2 separate regions of the Mus musculus genome follow, and region 2 is linked to region 1. A link is a loop called in an ENCODE intact Hi-C map of the cell type or tissue named here. Cell type or tissue: heart. All regions are shown on one strand. Each heading gives the region's core, and the rest is flanking DNA. Links, peaks and the distances in the headings are about the cores only.

Evidence for each region. Peaks named below come from ENCODE experiments on the same cell type or tissue, not always from the same donor. Only the 100,000 strongest peaks of a DNase experiment are listed, where the experiment ranks them.
Region 2: a loop joins it to region 1, with 2.1 times the contacts of the local background. A loop is called at or near these places in 3 of 42 quality-filtered maps.

The regions. Positions count from the first base shown.
Region 1 is chr12:8,877,676-8,885,457 of GRCm38, forward strand. All of the region lies in intron 1 of 9930038B18Rik (a long non-coding RNA gene), which reads right to left. Gm33483 (a long non-coding RNA gene) reads left to right here and starts at 1,755. Exons shown (of 3, transcript XR_381241.4): 1 at 1,755-1,838; 2 at 2,410-2,590. In heart, for the core only: CTCF peaks have their summits at 1,873 (motif pointing right) and 4,280 (motif pointing left); no DNase peak of the experiment used is centred there; H3K27me3 peaks cover 328 bases.
Region 2 is chr12:8,637,486-8,645,267 of GRCm38, forward strand. No RefSeq gene overlaps it. Among named protein-coding and RNA genes, the nearest start is that of Pum2, 33 kb to the right of the region's middle. In heart, for the core only: CTCF peaks have their summits at 1,416 (motif pointing right) and 3,366; DNase peaks (open chromatin) are centred at 1,126, 1,416 and 3,576; H3K4me3 peaks cover 1,529 bases; H3K27ac peaks cover 985 bases.

The DNA of each region.
Region 1 (7,782 bases), core at 1,212-6,211:
TGGGGTTGGATTCCAGAAAAACAAACCATTGGCCTATCCAGCTCCACACCACTCCCTCTCCCCTCTCTCTCTGGTACAAGGGAACACGGCAGGACATCATAGCGAGTCTTGGGTGTGACTGGCCTTCCTGAGACATGTGGCAAAGCCATTTCCACCTAAGCCCAAATCTTTGCTGTGTAACCAGTCCCCACCCTGGTGGAGTAGTTGAGAGAACCCAAGAGGAGGTGCAGGCACCTGTGGGATGATTTCCCCATCTTGGGTACCCTAGCCCCATCCCATCCCTGGGAAACCTGAGTGCAGGTTGGACCCTGACCCAACCCTGAGTAGGGCGTGGGCTTGAGGTCTTGCTCTCATCTCTTGTCCCTGCTTTTCTTGCAGCTTTGTGTTGGTTTCAGCCCCATGGGAAGGGGTCTGGCCTACCTTCTTCCCTCCCTGGGGCCTATTTGTCCTCTCCCTGTAGCTCCATCCTAGACAACAAAAGCTTGCTTGCTGCACTTCCTCAGAGTTTCCCTTGCCCCAAGATGGTGGCTGCTATCAAGGAGATACAAAGTGTTGGTCCCATCTGTTAACCAGCCCATGGCCATCAGTGAGGGTCCTCATGAGCCAACCCCACACTCTGGGCCCGGTCAACACAACCCCAGTGCCCAGCCCTCTGAGGAAGCCAGGCAGTGATGTTAGCATCAGTATGCCTTTCATATACTGCACACTGAGTGTGTTGTACCCAAGGTCACAGACAGGTAGGTGGTATTATCCACACTCACAGAAAAGGAAACTGAAAAGCTGAGGGTGACCTTCCCAAGGTCACACGGCTGTTAAATGTCAGGTGAGGAACCTAGCCCTAAGGTTTATGTACTTTCTACTGTATTTTAAAAAGGGGGTGGGGGACTTCCAGAAAGATGAAGGAGAGGCATGACCTCGGACACAGGCATAGGGCACATCAGGCAGAACTGTCACAGGAACTGGCAGCTAGGTCTTCAGACATATCTTTGGCTTTTTGTTCCTTTAAACATTTAGTACCTGGTTCCCATCTACCCGGGGAAGCATGAGGCCTGTTCTGCAGGGCTGCACACACACACACACACACACACACACACACACACACACACACACACACACAGTAGGAGTCCCTCTTGCTTGCCAGCCCTCTCTCCATCATGCACACCAGAGCAAAGTTAGGATAGAGGCTGGGTTCCTTTGTAGACCCAGAGCCACATGCCATGGCTCAGGATACAACAAAACCATGGTGTGGTGTCTAATCCAGAGTCTGCCAACTCTCAATGACGTGGATTCATGGTGTTGACAATGTTGACTAGGGTGATGAAACAATCAACTTATTTGGCTTCCCTCAACCTCAGTTTTCTTGCTTGACCCTGTGAGTTACTTTACAGATCAAATACAAATGCTTGAAGGTCTTCCTATTAAGCTTGGCATATCATGAAAAGCTCAATGAATCTCCATAGTACGGCATAAAGGTAGCAGGGGTCAATATGCCCCTAAGCCTGGCAGTTCTGAGTGGAATCGCTTGTCTAGACATTTAGAAAGCCTCCTGCAGTATGAGGGCCTGAGGGTGGATATGGGAGAGCAGGTGATATTCAGGTAGAGGAACGTTGGAAGGTCAGAAGGTGTCCTGCACTAACTATTCCAGGGGTAAGAAAAGCAGCTCACAAGAAATAAACTGACAGCCAGGACAGATGCAAGAGCTAAAGGACCCGTCTCCTGGGACCCATTCTCACTGTGGCTTTACTCTGTGGCCCCCAGAACAGGAATGGCTCCTACAAGTGTGAACCTCAAGGCGCAGTGTGTCTACTCTGTGGCTGTCGCAGAAGGCTGATGCCCAGGTAAGGACCCAGAAGGATACACGAGGCCTCTGGGAGAGGAGGCTGTGTTTTCCAGCAGAGGGAGCAAGGAGCAGGAGGTGAGAGAGGCTAGGAGAAAGCCAGTGGCCGGCTGGTTCAGAGGCTGTGGGGAACTGGAGAGGACATGCTGCGCTGAAGTGGGTTCTACACTTCAGTCTTAAGAACCAACTCTTGTGGGGCCTGCTAGACTGGCTTGTGGTCACAGAACCCCGAGCACAGAGGACCCCAGCTTGTCTGGAGGCTGAACAGAGAAGCCAGGGTAAGGGGTGGGAAGGAGTCAGACCCAAAGTATTTATGCTACCTGGGAGGAAGATTCTTAGTGGGTTTGACTGGATTGTTGGGGCTGTAAGGTTTGGAACTGGGACTTCAGGAGAAAGACTAGCCCAGTGGTTCTCAACCTTCCTACTGCTGTGACCTTTTAATACAGTTCCTCATGTTGTGGTGACCCCCAATGATAACATTATTTCATTGCTACTTTATAACTGTAATTTTGCTATTGTTATGAATCATGATATAAAGATCTAATATGTGACCCCTGTGTCGCGACCCACAGGTTGAGAGCCAATGGGCTAGAGGAAGACTGCCCTCCTGCAGGCTTGGGCTGTCTCAAGGATTCTAAAGGCAAACTCACCTCCCATTTTCATCTACCAAAAAGAAGCTGCTGAAAGGAAGTTTTAACAGCTGTCTGCTTCCGGACAAGGTGGAGTCTTCAGGCCAATAAGCCTGTTCTGCAGGTAACTTGGCACCCCCAAACACATGCCCTTGCGGCTTTGCTGGCCACAGCAGGGCAACAAATTACATGTTATTAGAACAGTCTGGATGATGAAGTCACTGCAGCCCTCATCCCTTTTATTTTAAGCTCTCTCTTGTGGCTGGTTCCCCAAAAGGAACTACTGTCAGACATGACTACAGGGAGGGGTCCTTGTCATGGTCTCAGATTGCCATTTGTCACTGTCTTAGGTAGGCTTACTATTACTATGATGAGACACCATGTCTGAAAGCGCCTTGGGGAGGAAAGGGTTTATGAGACTTACGCTTGCACATTGAAATCCATCACTGAAGGAAGCAGGGCGGGAACCCGGAGGCAGGAGCTGAGGCTGAGGCCTTGGAGGGATGCTGCTCACTGGCTTCTTCCCCATGACTTTCTTAGCTTCCTTTCTTACAGAACCCAGGACCACCAGCCCATCGATGGCACCACCCACAATGGGCTGGGCTCTCCCCCACCCGATCACTAATTAAGATAATGACCTACAGGCTTGCCCACGGTCCCTTTTTACAGAGGCATTTTCTAGATTGAGGCTCCCTCCTCTCTAATGACTCTAGCTTGTATCAAGTTGACATAAAACTAACTGGTACAGCCACCTTTCCCTTCTAGGGGGAAAGTTCTTCCAGTTTGTATGTCAGGCTGCATTTTCAAATTGACATTGCATTTAAATTGACATTGCATTTCAGTGCATTTGCCATTAGAGAGTAATCCATCTCATGTGTGCTTCTCCACGTTTCCTACTGGGTGGTGGTTGGTATCACCTTTCTTGTATGTTGGGGAACTTTGTGACTGCGTTGATGAGCAGAAGTCACTGGAGAAATGGCACCCCGAGTTCTGAAGCTAGACCAGAAGAGAGACCCCTGCCTCCTCTCTCCTGAACCCCTCTCTCCTCCCCTCCTTTGTTTGCGGAATCAGATGCCATGCTGTGAGGGAGCCCAGGTGATTGAGGAGACCACAGTAGGTGCTCTGGCCAACAGCTTCTCTCTAGGTCTTCACTAATTACCAGCACCAGCTATCAGGACGTCAATGAAGACACTTTCTGGAGGTCCCCTCCCCAGCACTTAGCTGTGACTGCTCAAAAGAACTGTGTGGCTGCACTCTGCAGTCCTTAGACCTGTGTGAGGGGTAATGGTGATGCTTATTAGCTGACAGCCCTGGACAGCAATAGTTCACACTCCTTGCCTCTGTTATTGAAACCTGGAAGCTCACTCCTCCCAAGCTCTGAAAGTTCCTAATATCTAGGCATTCCCTGCCCCTCTCTCCTCTCTCCCTTTTCTCTCTCTCTCCCTCCCATCCTCTCCTTTCTTCCCTCCCTCCTTCCTTCCAAGACTGGCCTCAAACTCCCTCCCTATACTTCCAAGGGTGATCTTGAACATCTGATCTTCTGGCCTCCCAAATGCCAGGATTACCAGGCACGTGTCACCAGGCCTGGCTTGTCCAGTGCTGGGGAACAAACCAGGGTATGGTGCTTGCTTGTCGAAGACACTGCCAATTGAGCTGCTTCCCTGACCCTTGAGCAGATTTCAGATTAGAAATTCCAGTTGTCAAAAGCTTGAAGGCACGCTAACATTTCCAAGATGGGCAGTTATGACACAGTGGAAGGCTCCTGACTCCTCGGTGTCAGGCACACACTGTCCCAACTCTGCCACCTTCTGGTGCTGTGTCCTTGGATCAGTCACTTCATGCCTCTGGGCTTCAGGAGCTCAAGTTAGGAAACAAGCAGGCAACGCATGTCTCCTTTGCTGAACTGGTGTGACATTCCAGAATATTCATAACTAGTATTATTGTGAAGTAAGGGTTTGAGACAGCTTACAAAGATGACATGTAGAAACTGCCTTCTGTCAACAATAATAACATATTTGTCAAATATCCATTCATTTCAAGGCATTGCCAAAAGTCACTTGTACATATTGGTTTATTTAATGGTCATCACTATGGGGGCTGGCAGAGCTCAGGAGGTAAAGACACTTGCTGCCAAGCCTGGAGACCTGAGTTTGACTCTCAGGAGAGCGAGCTGCAAGTTGTCCTTTGCCTTTTTCACAAGCACTATGGAGTATACATCACACACACACACACACACACACAAATGCGTGTGTGCTCGCACATACAGAGATACTTTTTTATTTATTTAATCACTTGTGATCCACATTTTACAGAGAAGGAACCCTGTGATGTTAAATCACTTTGTCCAGATTACACAACTAGCAAATACAAAGATGGAATTTGAACCCAGGAAGTTTATTCTCTGTGTCACGTGACCCTGGGGAAACGTTTAACTCTTGAGTTATGGGTACTGACGGCACGAATGCTCAGTCAGCCTTTCCCTGAAGAGATTGAGTGTGTGAACCAACAAGAAACTGAATCAGTGTTTGCTCACACTGAAGCAGGTTGGTGAGAGAACAGGATGGAGGCCATGTTCGCTGGCCCAGGGGTAGTGGGCAGTGGACTGGAGAGAAGGCGACTTCTGAAGAAGATGATGTCTTACAGTATCAGGTGGTCTACGTCAGCCTGGGCAGAGGCAGCCATGGAGTGTTCATAGATGGCAAGGGACTTGACATTAACCCTTGTTCTTTTCCTGACCCTCAGTGAGTCATCTGCCTTCATCCCTAAAATGCTAATAAGATGTGCAACCTCCTATACAAACACACACACACACACACACTCACATGCACAGAACATTTGGGGAAATACAAATAAATGCTTTAGTTGAGTTTTCTAGTTGACAAAGGGTGTATTCTTTTAAGTTTCCTTTAAATAATGTTTTAGCTGTTTGAGAAAGACATTTATTTACAAAAACTAAATTGCTTATCTTTTAAAAAAATGTTTATTTATATGTTTGGTTGTTTGCATGTACGAGGGTGCATGCATTCATTGTGCATGTGTAGAGGTCAGAAGAAAACTTTATGTCCCCAAGGTCTCAGGACTGAGTCCGGTTGTCAGGCTTGGTGACACATACCTTGACTCTCTTAGTCATTACTCAGACCCTTCTTTCTCCTACACACACACACACACACACACACACACATTATATGTGAGTATACTATAGCTGTCTTCAGACACACCAGAAGATGGCATCAGATCGCATTACAGATGGTTGTAAGCCACCATGTGGGTATTGGGAATTGAATTCTCTGGAAGAATAGTCAGTGCTCTTAACCACTGAGCCATCTCTCCAGCCTTCCTAATATCTTTTATTCTTGAACAACATTTAGTTATTTTTCTTCATGATGTGGGGTTACCATCTACCTCTGCTTCATTCTCTATTCTACTGACTTGAAAAACGATGACAGATTTCAGAGCTCTGCCCTGTCAAGGTGTGGCCCTTGTCCCCATGTGGGACAGCTGCTGAGATTTTCAAATCCTCAATGTAGAGCTGCAGACATGAGCAGATTTATCTACCACTAAGGCGCTGGTTGTCACCTGTCTGGCACTCTCAGATTATTGGCTTCAAGGAGTTGAACACCACCTTGGTTTGTCTCCCCACTGTACTGTGAACATACAATGCAGATGCATTCGTTAGAAGTGTTTACAAAGGCATTCCTGAGTCTGAAATGGGGGACTTTGGTGTGGGTGAAATGCCCGATATTTCTGACATATGTAGGTGGCTCCCTCCGCTGGCTTCAGTGATTCCCGGATGAGGGGGACATGGCAGCGGTGAGTGACCCCTAAGATGTCTCTTCATTTGCTTATTTTTTTATGTATCTGTCTCTCTCCCTTCCTACTATTGGCATTTGTTGCCATTCCCAAAACCTTTGGTGGTGCAAAGCTGTAATCCAGCTCTTGATAAGTGGAGACCGGAGGCACTTGAATTCAAGGCCAGCCTGGGCTACAGGAGACCTGTCTCAAAACCACACAAGTGTTCTAGAGAGATGGCTCAGAGGCTAAGGGCACTTGTTATTCTTGCAGTTGCTGAAGTCAATCCCAGGACCCACATGGTGGTTCACAACCACCCATAACTTTAGTTCCAGGGGATTTGATGCCCTCTTCCGATTTCTGTAGGCACCGAGTATTCATGTGGTGCACACACATATGTGCAGGCAATATGTGTGTGTGTAATAAGATGAATGAATATAATAAAAAGTGTAAAACCCCAAAGCAAAAGCAAACACTCATCCCCATCGCTCAAATTCCAGTAAACTCGTCACCAGCTCAGGTCATTGTCAAACACTGCCACTTCTGTCCCTTCAGTCTCACAGCCTTTGTCCATAGTCTCCTCCGCATTCTGAAGCTATGTTGGCAGGCGTTCTCCAAGTGTTCCTGAGAGTCCAACAAATGGCCAGGCTCTCAGTGGCGACAGTTAGAACACAAGCTGAACCAAGCTCAGAGTCTGGCCATATGGCTGAGGAAGTGAGGCCAGTTAAAGACAAAGCCAGGGTGACAAGGCATAGACAGTTCAGTGTGAGCTATGCTACAAGATGCTAGTCGTCGTGAGGCCAGGCTCCCCTGAGATTAATGAAGAGTGGAAAGGCTGAGGAACAAGGCTGGAGGCCTAAGGCTGATGGAGAAAACTTGGGTCCCTTTAAAAAAAAAAAACTTGCAGATGTCTATGGGGCAGGGAGAAGAACACAAGGGGGAAAACGATTGGGCAGAAAGCCTGAGTGTGGAAGCAGCCTGCAGTGTCTGAGTCCAGGAGGGGGCGGACCCGTAAGAGCAAGCAGGTCCTGGGAAAGCAGCGGAGAGCCTCCTAAGGGTGGACAGAGCTGTCACTTGGGGGTGGTAACAACCACGGCAGGACCTCAGCATCCCTGAGGGGATGCCCTGGCTTTTGGCAAAGAAGGCTTATTCCGAGCTCTCCAGCAGATACCCTGGCTCCCCAGGGGTTCTGACCTAAGGGTCCTGGAAACCGTTGAAAAGAGCAATTAACAAAGTAAAGGGTAAACAGAAACCGGAAGCCTTTCACTCAATCACCTTGAAGTGGTTTCCAGCATATTAACTAGGAACATACACTCCCTTGCTGGAACACACCAGGCAACAAAAGGAAGTTTCCTTTGCAAATTTGCAAGGGTGGGGAAGCATTGCAGGCCCTGGAGATTGTTCTCCAGTGACTACATTCTCACCAAGCAAGCTGGCATGAACGCAAATGCGCTCCAGGAAACAGGGTTCTGAAGAGTGCAGGGAGTCCCCCTCCTCCACCCCACCCCCATCCTGGCCCCTGCCCTT
Region 2 (7,782 bases), core at 1,053-6,052, 240 kb before region 1:
AATATACTGTCCTTCATGTTACATACACTACATATTATCACACGTTACAGATCACTTTTATTATATAAAAAAACTTTTTAAAAAGTATTCAGAAGTACAAACTCTGGACCGCGGACGCAGCCATCCAGAAAAATATAAATTTGAAGTTAAAATTTAAAATATTATTATTATTACTATTATTATCATTATTATTTTAAATGTGAAAAATTGTTATAAAAGCATATGTTGTACTATATATTATTATCATGTTATATATTACGTTCCTTAGTGTTATCGCATCCTTATATACTGTGTCTCGCTTGGTGTCTGCTGACCCCTAACACCCTGTTTTCCATTTTATATTCCTGCACAAACATGACCAAGAAGCACTTGGAGAAGAAAGGTTTTATTCAGCTTAGTCTTTCACATTGCTGTTCATCACCAAAGGAAGTCAGGACTGGAACTCAAGCAGGTCAGGAAGCAGGAGCTGATGCACAGGCCATGGAGGGATGTTCTTTACTGGCTTGCCTCCCCTGGCTTGCTCAGCCTGCTCTCTTATAGAAGCCAAGATTACCAGCCCAGAGATGGTCCCACCCACAAGGGGCCTTTCCCCCTTGATCACTAATTGAGAAAATGCCTTACAGCTGGATCTCATGGAGGCATTTCCTCAGCTGAAGCTCCTCTCTCTGTGACAACTCCAGCCTGTGTCAAGTTGACACACAAAACCAGCCAATACAATTGACCCCTTGTCAACTTGACACACAAACACATCCCTAGTAAGCCTCAACCCTTAGTTCTTAAAAAGTCCCACAATCTTTACATATTAAAAGTTCAATCCTCTAAAAATATCCAATATCTTTTAAAATCTAAAGTCTTTACAATTAAGTCTCTTAACTGTGGGATCCACTAAAATACTTCCTTCCCTCACATGTACACATATATAGCAGCAGCACACCGCGGTGCCTAAAACCTGTGGTCAGTTTTTTATGTTGGCAGCGCAGGGGGGCGGGAAGGGATGAAAGCAGGTGTGACACTGAGGCAGGGGGATTCCCTTGAGTAAGGACGAAGCTGAGGCAGGGGGATGACATGGTGATGTAGCCACCCTCTCAATCTGCCTGTCAATCACCAGCTCCGCCCACTCAGCTGTGCTCACCAATCAGAAAAAAAACTCAGCTGGGCGGTGGTGGCCCACGCCTTTCATCCCAGCACTTGGGAGGCAGAGGCAGGCGGAATTTCTGAGTTAAAGGCCAGCCTGGTCTACAGAGTGAGTTCTAGGACAGTAGGGCTATACAGAGAAACCCTGCCTCAAGAAAAAACAAAAACAAAAAACAAACACACACACACACACACACACACACACACTCTCTCTCTCTCTCTCTCTCTCTCTCTCTCTTTCTCACAAAAAGGGGAGCATTGCAGTGACAACCTTTCGCCACCAGGTGGCAGGCCAGAGCATCTGTCTCAGGGTTAAGCCCAGAGACACCAAGTATGGGGAAAACCAACATTATGGACTGGTGAGATGGCTCAGTGGTTAAGAGCACTGACTGCTCTTCTGAAGTCCTGAGTTCAAATCCCAGCAACCACATGGTGGCTCACAACCATCCATAAAGAGATCTGACACCCCTCTTCTGGTGCATCTGAAGACAGCTAGAGTGTAGTTAGATATAATAATAAATAAATCTTAAAAAAACCAAAATATAGAGAAATAGATAGATGGATAAATAAATAAATATTAAACATTCAAAAATTAAAAATAAAAAATAATTAGAAAAAATAACAACCCAGTCTCAAAAAAAAAAAAAAAAACAAAAAAGAAAGAAAAAAAAAGGATTTTTCTTTTGATAGGGGACTAATATCCAATATATACAAAGAGCTCAAGAAGCTAGACTCCAGAAATTCAAATAATCCCATTAAAAAATGGGGTTCAGAGCTAAACAAAGAATTCTCACCTGAGGAATATCGAATGGCTGAGAAGCACCTGAAAAGGTGTTCAACATCCTTAATCATCAGGGAAATGCAAATCAAAACAACCCTGAGATTCCACCTCACACCAGTCAGAATGGCTAAGATCAAAAATTCAGGTGACAGCAGATGCTGGCGAGGATGTGGAGAAAGAGGAACACTCCTCCATTGTTGGTGGGATTGCAAGCTTGTACAAGCACTCTGGAAGTCAGTCTGGAAGATCCTCAGAAAATTGGACATAGTACTGCCGGTAGATCCAGCAATGCCTCTCCTGGGCATATACCCAGAAGAAGTTCCAACTGGTAATAAGAACACATGCTCCACTATGTTCATAGCAGCCTTATTTATAATAGCCAGAAGCTGGAAAGAACCCAGATGTCCCTCAACAGAAGAATGGATACAGAAAATGTGGTACATGTACACAATGGAGTATTACTCAGCTATTAAAAACAATGGATTTATGAAAGTCTTGGACAAATGGATGTATCTGGAGGATATCATCCTTAGTGAGGTAACCCAATCACAAAAGAAGTCATTAGGTAGGCACTCACTGATAAGTGGATATTAGCCCAGAAACATAGAACACCCAAGATACAATTTGCAAAACACAAGAAAATCAAGCAGAGGGAAGACCAATGGGTGGATACTTCATTTCTCCTTAGATTGGGAACAAAATACTAAAAGGAGTTACAGAGACAAAGTTTGGCGCTAAGACGAAAGGATGGACCATCCAGAGACTACCCCACCTGGGGATCCATCCCACAATCAGCCACCAAACCCAAACACTATTGCACAATGCCTGATAGATTTTGCTGAAAGGACCCTGTTATAGCTGTCTTATATGAGGCTATGTCAGTGCATGGCAAATACAGAAGTGGATGCTCACAGTCATCTATAAGATGGAACACAGGGCCCCCAATGAAGAAGCTAGAGTAAGCACCCAAGGAGCTGAAGGGGTCTGCACCCCTATAGGTGGAACAACAATAGAACTAACCAGTACCCCCAGAGCTCATATCTCCAGCTGCATATGTAGCAGAAGATGGCCTAGTCGGCCATCACTGGGAAGAGAGGCCCCTTGGTATTGCAAACTTTATATACCCCAATACAGGGAAGAACCGGGAGTGGGAAGGTAGGGGAGCAGGGCAGAGGGAGGGTATAGAAAACTTTCCGGATAGCATTTGAAATGTATATAAAGAAAATATCTAATAAAAATAAATAAATTAAATAAATAAAGTCTAGTCCCATGAAAAAGAAAACAAAAACAAAAAACAAAAAACAAAAAAATCAACCCAGTCTCGAAAAAAAAAAAAAAAAGAAAAAGGGGGCGAGGCTCAGAGGACCCAAAGCCGGAACAGAACTACAACTCCCAGCATGCCTCGAGGCTGAGGCAGGGACATGCCCGCCACTGCACTGACCTGAGATGGCGGGAGAGAGACTTCCTGTCCACGGCCAGTGACTGCCTGCTTCCAATCCGCTGTCCCCGGGACAGCGGCGCTCACGGCGGCGGCGGAGAGACCCTGGCGGGCCGTTTTCGGGTGGCAGCGGCGGGAAAACAGGAGGCTCGGGTCTGTGCACGCGCTCTGCTTGAGAGTGCTGGTCTGTGGCGGGAAGTCCCGCCCACTCCGCTGTGATTGACGGCAGCAGCTTCCAATCGGGAAGCTTCCCCACTCACTGTTTCCAGGAGCAGGGAACAGCGCCAGAAGTCCCGCCCGCCCGACCGTGACTGACAGCCCCAGAGACTGAAACCGCCCCCCCCCGCCCCCCGCAGAGAGATCCGCGTCTGCAAAGACAAGGGCGGGCGGCCGTGATTTTTATATAAAATAAAAAAAGTCTCGTGTGCTTATCGTGTGGGAGCTCACGCTGTAGCCCAGGTTGACCTCGAACTCAGAGATCCACTGCCTCTGCCTCGTCCCAAGTGCTGCTGGGATGAAAAGCGTGTGCCACCCCTGCCTGGAGACCCTAAAACTCTTAAACCCCAAAAATAAAACCCTAGCATTTTAAATAAAAATACTCAAGAGCACTAAACACTACTCTTTAAAAAAGCAGCAAAACCCTGACACCCCCCAAAAAACTCTAAATGTCTGGGGCGAGGCCGGAGCGCTCAGAGGTCCTGTCACTCGATTCCCAGAGACCCCCACGCAGGCTCACACCCTGTGCAGCTATAGTGAGCTCACATAGACGCGAGATAGATGAATAAATCTTATAAAAATCACCTGAGACACACGAGAACCCGTCCTGTACTGGGGCTTCAGAAATACTGAAACAAAAGAATGCAAACGGGAAAAAGCATCCTTCTTTGCATAGGTTTAATAAATTACTAAGGGTGCCATCCTTGGGTCGCTGACATCTTGTCTTCATAGGAACTAGACTAGAAAGAAAACCACTCAATGTCTGTAGCTATTTCCCAGCCTTAATGATGTAAAATATTGTACTTCTTTATAAACAGGCTGTTGACCCTACTTTAACTCAATGGACTGCTAGAATCAAGAATTATTCTATCAGAGAGCACAGACAGATCAGACACGCTGGCTGCACAGCATATTCAGAACTTCCAAGGGATTTATTAATCAGAGCAGGGCATTGTAGGCCTTAGCCTGGCTCACAGAACCAAAAGTAGTCACCCAGCTTGTGGAACAGGACTTTGCTATACAAGTAGTCACCCCTGTTCATGTCTTTGTTCTCTATGCCCTTTGTTACCCATAGTAATCTGTGGACAGAAACTATTGAATGGAAAATTCCCAAAATAATTCATACATTTGTTCTATTTTATTTGTAGTAGTTGTGGCTGATTGCTAGTGCCTAATTTGTCAATTAAGTTTTATCATAGGTATTATATAGAGGGCACACATAATCTATCCAGTCCATGGCTGCATAAGCCATGGGTTCAGGCTTGTGCATAGAACCCCAGAGTAGGCAGTTGAGATTTACAGATATACTTAATGTTGATCAGTCTGTCCACCAGACCCAAACCAAGAAACAAGCAGATAATTCTGGCACTGGGAAATTTAGAAACATGAGGAAGGGGAGACCTTTGGATGGAGTCATTGTTAAAACTGTGAAGCCACACAGTAAGGACAGGAGCCAAGATGGATAAGCTGTAACAGCAAAGAATATGCAATAGTTAGAGTCATCCCTCTTGGGAAAATACTGTCGCTGCTCCCAAATCTGGTTTTTTAAATTTGTTTGTTTGTTTGTTTGTTTATCAAGCAATCATATGTACGTGTGTTTGTCTTTGTGTGGCTGTACACATGTGAGTGTAGGTGCATGTAGAGAGGTCAGAGATTTTCATATTCCCTGGAGATGCAGTTAAAGGTGGTTATGAACCTTGTGACATGGATTCTGGGAATCTATCTTAGATCTTCTAAAAGTTCCCTACATGTTCTTATCCTCTGAGGCATCTCTCCAGCCACACATGTATACAATACACACACACACACACACACACACACACTTAAAAATTCAATGGAAAACTTCTGATCATCCCTCTCAGCACCCCAAATCCACTTGTCTTCTGTGGTGGGTTCAATATATTTTTTCCTATCCTCAGATCATTGTTTTACTGATGGACTGACAGAGGTTCAGTTAATTTGTTCTCATCATTAAATTTGGTACATTTTGTGGCTTTTAAGGGTAATATCAGTTGAAGAATAAACCCCCCCTTTGGTCTGATAGATTGATTTAAAAACCTCTATCTTGTATCTGCCTTTCAATACCACCATCATATCTGGCATTTCATGCATTATAAAGTGTCAAATGGGTTTTAAATGCCCCCATTCCATGATGGGAGACACAAACAGAATAATTAATCACTGTGAAGAGTGTCGAAACATAAAGTAGGTTATCCAGAAATGTAGCCTCTTGAGCAAGTGCACTGTGGATATCAGTCACAGTGATGTCATCAGAACTTCAATAATGAATTGGGGAGTAATACAATTCCAACATTAACAGGGAAAAAACAAAATTGTAGAAGTTGCCAATATGGTCAAAAAGTATGAAGTGTGTGTATTTTTTCATTAATTGAAGGGACATTTATTGGGTGCTTAGTATTGATAACCTGAATGACTGACATGTGTATCATGTGATTGGAGTCCAAAGGTTGACATTGAGTGCTTGCCCCCATTGTACTGTGTTTGATTTTGTTTTGCATTTGTCTGTTTGTTTGTTTTGCTGGCTTTTGGAGGGGGGTGGGGCATGTTGTTTGCTGGAAACAGAGTCTCTCAATGACCCTGGAGTTCTCCAGATCAGTTTAACTATCCGGCCAGTGAGGTCCAGGGCTCTCCTGTCTTCACCTCCCCAGCTCTAGGATATCGATATGGGCCACCATGCCTGAGCTTTTACATGGGTGATGGAGATCTGAATCCAGGTCCCTCTGATCCTGTGCTGTGCATTTTACTGGCTGAATAGTGTGTGTGTGTGTGTGTGTGTGTGTGTGTGTGTGTGTGTGTGTGGTGTGCATGAGTGTGCGCTAATGCAGGTGACCAAATCAGAAATAGGGCAGAGGCATTGAATGTCCTGGATTTGGAGTCATTTGCAGTTGTGAGCCACAGGGCAAGCATGAGTGCTGGGATCCAAACGCAGGTCTTCCTGAAGACTCTTCTAAGACTGAGTACTCTAAACTACTGGATTCTTTCCAGCTCCCCGAGAGCTTATATCCAAAGGAGATGTATACAGCTTTCTTGACAAATGCAAACCCCATATTACACATTTAACTCTTTTATGCTTAGCACATAAAGACACTATGCATTCTCTCCCCTATACATGCTCAACTGGTTATTTCCAGTTATTTTAACTATCTATCACAAAACTGAGAATTCTGAGTTACTGAAGAGGCAAGCCATGTCACCAGCTCATTAGAGACACCTTTGGGCCCCAAACAGGCTCATTTTCTCTTAGATCTTTCTCAGTCCCAACAAGCTTGGTGTTCTCATTTCTAACACAGCTGTTCAATAATCTCATTATCTCACTAAGAAACAAAAGGTGTTCCAACAGCAAGGGAGTGTTGAAAGTGAAACATGGAACGCATTAGACCCTTTAGGCCAGGCACAAACACTACAGTCCCTGAGTCACTAGGAGAGACCACGTTATGTCCAGCACATTCTATTAGGACATGCACAATTCAGTGGAGAAAAGCATTTCCTCTAAACATTGATATTTTATGGGCTTCTTCCAATAATATTGGTAACTACGAGATATTCTTATGGAAAGACACTCATCGCATACCACCAAATGCCTCATTATTAAATTTTATGATTCTATGGTTTTGAAAGAAAAGTATGGATTAGGGGGGTGAATTAGGATGAACTAGGAGATGGCTCAGAGGATAAGAGCATTTGCTGTACAAGTATGGGCCCTGAGATCAGATCTCCGTCACCTCATTAAAAGCCCCTCGCAACAGCACTTTCCTGTCACCTGCTAAGGAGTAGAAACAGGAGAATCCCAGGGACTTGCTGGCCAGAAAGTCTAATCAGAACAGTGAGCGTCTGGTTCAGTACGAGTCCCTGTCTCAAAAACTAAGGTGGAGCGTGACTGAGGAAGACGCCCACCATCTAGCTCTGACCTCTAGTCACATACACACAGGTTCAGACACCAGTACACAAACAGGCATATGCCACACATTCACACACAAAAAAGAAAAGCATAAATTGGGTGATAATAATAGAATATACTATTCTATTATTGGATGATAATAATAGAGTGATGAATAAATAATTCATACTTTTTTCAGCAATCGAAACTTTTTTTGTTCTAAAAACAATACTTTTGGGAGCAGAGGAGAGAGCCTTTTCATTCAGAAACAGAGGATGGGGGTCTGTTTTCAGCACAAATTACCCTGAGTTGTGA